Regions from separate parts of the Homo sapiens genome. Here region 2 is linked to region 1. The links are chromatin contacts, found by Hi-C or POLR2A ChIA-PET in ENCODE. All regions are on one chromosome and are shown on one strand. The core of a region is the stretch at or near the end of the contact, and the rest is flanking DNA. Distances in the headings are between cores, read along the strand shown.

What was found. A loop is a pair of places that touch in the nucleus more often than their neighbours do. ChIA-PET counts read pairs that join two places held with the same protein, here RNA polymerase II (POLR2A).
Region 2: a loop to region 1 is called in a map with no recorded cell type, with 6 times the contacts of the local background. The contact joins the promoter of CYP27A1 here to the enhancer-like site in region 1. A Hi-C loop is called at or near these places in 1 of 37 single-sample maps with no recorded cell type. POLR2A ChIA-PET finds 5 or more read pairs at or near these places in 1 of 52 experiments (activated CD4-positive, alpha-beta T cell).

What each region holds. Positions count from the first base shown.
Region 1 is chr2:218,499,965-218,503,364 of GRCh38, reverse strand. All of the region lies in intron 11 of USP37 (ubiquitin specific peptidase 37), which reads left to right. It also overlaps the pseudogene RN7SKP38. Among named protein-coding and RNA genes, the nearest start is that of USP37, 67 kb to the left of the region's middle. RefSeq lists an enhancer at 1,250-1,821. Within about 2 kb of position 1,609, at least 2 of the 41 ENCODE cell types and tissues checked have a DNase peak (open chromatin) inside an H3K27ac peak, as active enhancers do.
Region 2 is chr2:218,780,495-218,783,753 of GRCh38, reverse strand. CYP27A1 (cytochrome P450 family 27 subfamily A member 1) reads right to left here and starts at 1,607. Exons shown (of 9, transcript NM_000784.4): 1 at 1,317-1,607. The coding sequence starts at 1,571.

The DNA.
Region 1 (3,400 bases), core at 360-2,859:
ACGTACCGTGTAGTTACCTATTTAAAGTGTATTATTTGGTGTTATTGTTTTAAACAGTCCAGTGTATTTAAAGAAATTAAAAGATGAGACAGAAATGTATTTTGTATTTTCCCACATGATTTCCTGTTTTAAGTGCTCTTCTTTTGTGTAGATCTGAGTTTCTGTCTGGTATCATTTTTCCTTCTGCATGAAGAATGTCGCTTTAACATTTCTTACAGTGCGTGTCTCTTGGCAGCAAGTATTCTCAGATTTTGTTTGTCAGAAAAAGGATTTTGCTTTTAATTTTAAAAGATATTTCCATTGGATCTAGAAATCTAGCTTATATAGAACTCTAACGTGATAATGTGTTTCTTTCAGTATTTTAAAGATATCTTTTCTTTGTCTTCTTTTTTGTATAATTTCTGACTAGAAGCCTACGGTCTTAATCTTGTTTTAGTCTTAACTTTACAATTATGTACCTTGTTTCCCTAGTTCTTGCATATTCAAAATTTTTTCTCTAGCTTGGATATTTGAAAAATAGTTTGGCTGGATGTAAAATCCTTGGGTCATGCTTTCTTTCCTTGGGTTTCTTATAATGCTACTTTACTGTTACCTTGCTTTGTATTTGCTTTTCAGAAATAAGATGCCAGTCTAATTCTTCTGCCCTTGTAAGTGATTTAATCTTCCTCCTTGAAGGCACTGAGACAGTTTTTCTCTGACTGCTTTTCAAGATTTTCTCTTCGTTGCTAATTTTTAGCAGTTTTATTTTGGTGGGCTTCATTTTGATTTGTGTTTATCTCACTTGGGATTTGTTGAGCTTCTTGGATCTGTGGGTTTCTAGTTTTTATCAGATTTTGAACGTTTTTATATATTGATTTTTTCAGATTTTTTTTCTGACTCTTCTCTCTGGATTCCAGTTATATTTGATATAAATATAATTGTATTTGATATCGTCCCACAGGTTTAGTGGGAATCTATTCTGTTGCTGTCTTTTCAAGTTCAGATATTTCCTTCTACAGTGTCTAATATGCTATTAATCGCATCAAGTGAAATTTTCATTTTAAATATTGTGATTTTCATCTCTAGAAGTTTAATTTGGGTCTTTAAAAAATCTTTCACTTCTCTCATTATGTTTATGATTTCCTTTCCATTCTTGATCGTGTAGAGCATATTTTAAGTAGTTGTTTTAATATTCTTGTCTGCAGTAGTTTTGATTGTTTTGAGTCTCCTGTTTAAGTTCTTCTTTTTCATTTCTGTTTTTTTTCTTCTTTCTCAGCTGTGTGATCTGCTTAAGTTCTTTTTGAATATAGAGTATCCTTTACTCTAAGGCTAATTTGCTTCCTTTCCTAAAGCATAGTTCCTTTGGAGTCTCTGTTAACACTCTGTGAATTCATCTAGGTCTCTCTACTCTGACTGGTGTAAATTCGAACTGGTGGAATTTTAGTCCCTGTGTGAGTTCTGGGAGTTGTTTGGCCAGTAGCTCCATAGTAAACATTCTTTTCCTTGAAGTTGTTCTTGATTAGTGTCAAGAAGACTGAGTTTCACTCTGCATACACAGGTTGGTATTCAGCCAAATATTCAAGCAGACTGCTATGCAGATTTCTGGAGCTTTTCCTTTGTTCAGTTCCTTCCTCTCAAGTACTCTGTCCCAGAAATCTCAGCAACCTCAGCTTTTCGAACTCATTTCTCTCAGCTCAACTTGGTAAGATTTCTAGGCTCTGTTTGGGTGCTCCCTGAATTGCAGTTCACAAATTGCCTCCAGACAGAAAATCTGGGTAATAGTAGGACTCACATCATTTATTTTCCTTCTCTTATGGATCACTGTTTTGTGCTGCCTATTGTCTAGTATCTGAAAATAGCTGTTTTCTCTATTTTGTCCAGTTTTCTCATTGTTTATAGTAGGAAGGTAATTCCAGACTCTCAAACTTCCTCATAGGCAGAAGCAGAAGCAGTAGTTCTCTCAGGTACTCAAAATTGACATCACCCATGGGCAACACAGGAATATCATGTATTCCTGGATGTGATGCCCTTAGAAGGATACAGTGTCCACCAGACATGTGGCTCACACCTATAATCTCAACACTTTGGGAGGTCAAGGCAGGCAGATTGCTTGAGCCCAGGAGTTCAAAACCAGCCTTGGTAACATGACAAAATTCTGTCTCTACAAAAAAATACAAAATTAGCCTGGCATGGTGGTGCGCATTTGTAACCCCAGCTACTCAGGAAGCTGAGGTGGGAGGATCATCTGAGTCCGGGGGGGTCGAGGTTGCAGGGAGCCAAGATTGTGCCACTGTGCTCCAGCCTGGGCAACAGAATGAGACCCTCTCAAAAAAAAAAAAAAAAAGATTGGATGTGAGGGCGATCTGACTGTGACATCTGTCACCCCGTTGTTCACCAGGGTTGATTTGGCTGATCTGACTGGCTAGGCGGGTATCCCCTTCCTCCCTCACCACTCCATGTGTGTCTGTCGCAAACCTGCGTGCTCAGTCAAAGAGGATGACCATCCCCAATAGAGGAGGACTGGTCTTCAGCCAAGAGTATACGAGTAGCTGCACTCCCCTGCTAGAAACTCCAAACAAGCTCTCAAAAAAAAAAAAAAGGCATGACATGGTATCACTGTTTGTTCATGTGCTCTTCCAGTTTAGGCTGAATCTCATCATGAGGAAATAGCAAACCCAGTATGAGGGATGTTCTATTAAAAATAAGGCTAGGTCAGGTGAAGTGCCTCACACCTGTAATCCCAGCACTCTGGGAGGCTGAGGCAGGTGAATCACTTGAGGTCAGGAGTTCGAGAGCAGCCTGGCCAACATGGGGAAACGCCGTCTCTATTAAAAATACAGGCTGGGCACGGTGGCTCATGCCTGTAATCCCAACACTTTGGGAGGCAAAGGCGGGCAGATCAGGAGTTCAAGACAAACCTGATCAACATGATGAAACCTCTACTAAAAATACAAAAAAATTAGCCAGGCCTGGTGGTGCACACCTGTAATCCCAGCTACTCAGGAGGCTCAGGCAGGAGAATTGCTTGAACCTGGGAGATGGAAGTTGCTGTAAGCCGAGATGACACCACTGCACTCCAGCCTGGGCAACAGAGCAAGGCTCCGTCTCAAAATAAATAAATAAATAAATAAATGAATACAAACATTAGCTGCGTGTGGTGGCACACGCCTGTCACCCTAGTTATTTGGGAGGCTGAGGCATGAGACTTGCTTGAACCCGGGAGGCAGAGGTTGTAGTGAACTGAGATCACGCCACTACACTCCATCCTGGGCAACAGAGCAAGACTCTGTCTAAAAAAAGAAAAAACGAAAAAAACAGGCTGGGTGCAGTGGCTCACGCCTGTAATCCCAACACTTTGGGAGGCCAAGGAAGGAGGATTGCTTGAGCCCTGGAGTTCAATACCAGCCTAGGCAACATAGTG
Region 2 (3,259 bases), core at 358-2,857, 280 kb before region 1:
TCCCTGACAACCAAGTGTCCTTGTGGAGGCACCCCGAATCGAAGCCCCCTCCCTCTTCCCCAACCTTAGAACAGCTTCTCCCCCAGAGTTCTCTCTGTGAAGTTAACTTTTTGTTGCTTTATCTCTTTGTCCTCCATCTTCTTCAGAGGAGCATTTAAGCCCCATGAGGGCAGAAGCCTCATCTCACTGAATCCCAGTACTTGGAACCATGCCTAGAACATGGTAGGTGCATTCATATTTGTTGATAGTCATTAGGAAGATAGATCCTGTATGAACCCCTTTGGTTCATTCCCTAAATCCTCTCCAACATTGGTCAGTGTTGGGTTTTCCGGTCTCTGTCAGTGAGCAGTGAGCTGTTCATCCCTGCCTCATTTCTGTGTTCTGCTGTATAAAACTTTCTTATTAGACATTGGTTTTCTCCCCCAACACCACTAACCTGAACACAGACTACAGGCTGATTTCTTTTTTCTTTTTTTCTTTTTTTTTTTTTTTTTTTGAGACAGAGTTTCGCTCTTGTTGCCCAGACTGGAGTGCAATGGCGTAATCTTGGCTCACCACAACCTCTACCTCCCTGGTTCAAGCGATTCTCCTACCTCAGCCTCCCTAGTAGCTGGGATTACAGGCATGTGCCACCATGCCCGGCTAATGTTTGTATTTTTAGTAGAGATGGGGTTTCACCATGTTGGCCAGGCTGGTCTCAAACTCCTGACTTCAGGTAATCTGCCCACCTCAGCCTCCCAAGGTGCTGAGATTACAGGTGTGAGCCACTGCACCCGGCCTCAGACTGATTTCTTAATAACAAAAAGTACCTTTTCCTTACTGTCTGTGAGTTTGCTTCCACGATCTGAGATGCAGCATTGTGTTTTCCCCTAAGAGGAAATTTACCTTGCAAATAACCAAGAGGTTTCTATAATCCTCCTGAAGTTATTTCGTTTGGAAGAAGTCTGTGGTAGCCAATATCAGCCCAGAATTAGTGATTCCATAATATCCGTTAGCTTACACATTTGCCTCTGCCACTCTCTTCCCAAGACAGCTCCCTCCTCAACCTCTGCTCACTGTAAGTCCGGCGTCCAGATCCCCCCCTTACTGGTGCCGTCCTGATTTAAGCCCTTCCTCGTCCTGTTTATCTCAGCTCAAAGGGCTCTGTCTGCACTTTGCCCATTCTCCCTACTGATTTCCAGTTTATGACCATAGCCTCAGTGGGTCCCCAGCTGAGTTCCTGCAGCCTTCACTTTCTGTCCAACGTCTTCTCACCTCTAGCCTCTCTGTTCCGGTGCCCACTCCCATCCCCAGGACGCGATGCCCCCGCGGGTTACCTGTAACTGGTGCAGTTGCAGGGCATAGCCTTGAACGAACAGCTGAAAGAAGAAGCGCAGCTGTCCTAGACGTGGAATCTCCTCTAAGCTCCGTTGCCGCCGCCGGACACCAGGCCCGGCTCCGGGAGCTCCGGTGGCCTTGTCCGAGGGGAGGGCGGCAGGGATCGCGGCCTTGGCTCTGGCCCCGTGGGGGCAGAGGCCACGGCCGGCCCCTCGCAGCGCCCACCTCAGCCTCGCGCAGCCCAGCGCAGCCATGGGTTGTGCTCGCGCGCCTGCACCTTTGGGTCGAGTGCTGAGTCCCCGGACCCGCCCAGACAGCAGTGCAGGGCGGGTTCAAAGCCGGGCGCTGGGGAGGGCCGAGCAAAGGCCAGCTAGACCCCTTCCCGCTCGCTCCCTCGCTCCTCCCAGCGACGCGGGAGCTGCAGGAGAGGGACGCGGTGACTCGGGGATATCCACGGCGCCCCGACCAAGGCCTCCGCCACGACTCCTCACCCCGCGCCCCCGAGGCCTCTCAAATAACTTTTCGCTTGGTCTGAACTCTGGGCGGGGGTGCAGCGAGATTCTTTCGAAATCGGGAAGCCCCACACCGGGATAGGTCCTCGCCCGGTCGCGGTTCCCCACCCAAGGCGACCCTCGCGTCCTGGAGGGAACGGGAACCGGCCGTGGCTAAGCTGCCCTCGGCTTCTCCCAATGGCCTTCCGGATTGATCCCGGAGTCAGTTCGGAGCGAGGGGGGCCAGTCATCTGATCCCTGGAGGGGGGCCGCTGAACAAAGAAATCTAAATATTCGTGTTTTGTTGTTTTTTTTTTTAATTCAATTCTCCCTCCACGCACCTCCCTGCCGCGTCTGCCAAGGCAGGATATTTCAAACTGCAGGTTGAGACCAGATTTCGTAGATGATGGCCAGAATTATTTTTAATAAAATGGAAAGAGTAACATAGTACGGAAAACGTACAGCAAGAAGAAAAAAAAAGTATTGTCTTATGAATCCTATGTTTCATGTATATTCAAAGTATAGTTGTCAAAAAGTTTAAAAACATAACTCACGCAAGTATAAAATAAATACAGGGTCAAAGATCACATTCAAGCCAGGAATGAAGGACCCAGCAGGATGGTACAGCTGGTTCTAACAGCATTTGAAAAATTGGTGATTTACAGGCAGCCAGAGAAGAAAGGGCATATTAAGTTCAATTAGGCTGACAGCTGAGTTGCTAGGTGTGGCTTTCTACTTATTTATTCTAGGACTCCTAGTTTCTTGACTCTGTGACTGGATGTCTTTGATCAGTCTGGGGAGTTTCTCAGATATTATCTGTTCAAATATTGCTCCTCCCCATTTTTTTCTCCTTTCCCGGGACTTCAAACTGCTATATGTATGTTAGCTCTCCCTGTATCCTTCCTCTCTCTTATCCTGTCTTGTGTATTTTTGTTCCTTTGTGTCATATAGTTTGTTAATTCTCTCCTCCCCACTCCCCAGAGTCTCACCCTGTCGTCCAGGCTGGAGTGCAGTGGTGCAATCCTGGCTCGCTGCAACCTCCGCCTCCCGGTTCAAGCAATTCTCCGGTCTCAGCCTCCAGAGTAGCTGGAATTAGAGGTGCCCGCCACCACGCCCGGCTAATTTTTGTATTTTTAGTAGAGATAGGGTTTTGCCATGTTGGCCAGGCTGGTCTCAAACTCCTGACCTCAGATGATCTACCTACCTCGGCCTCCCAAAGTGCTGGAATTACAGGTGTGAGCCACAGCACCCAACCTAGACCATATTTTTCATTTGGTTTTTGGACAGGAAGGACAGGAGGCCATGCTTTAAAAACGTGGTGGCACACGTGATCCCAGCTACTTGGGGAGACTGAGGCAGGAGAATCGCTTGAACCCGGGAGGCGGAGATTGCAGTGAGCTGAGATTGTGCCATGCACTCCAACCTGGACAACAGAGTGAGACTCCATCTCA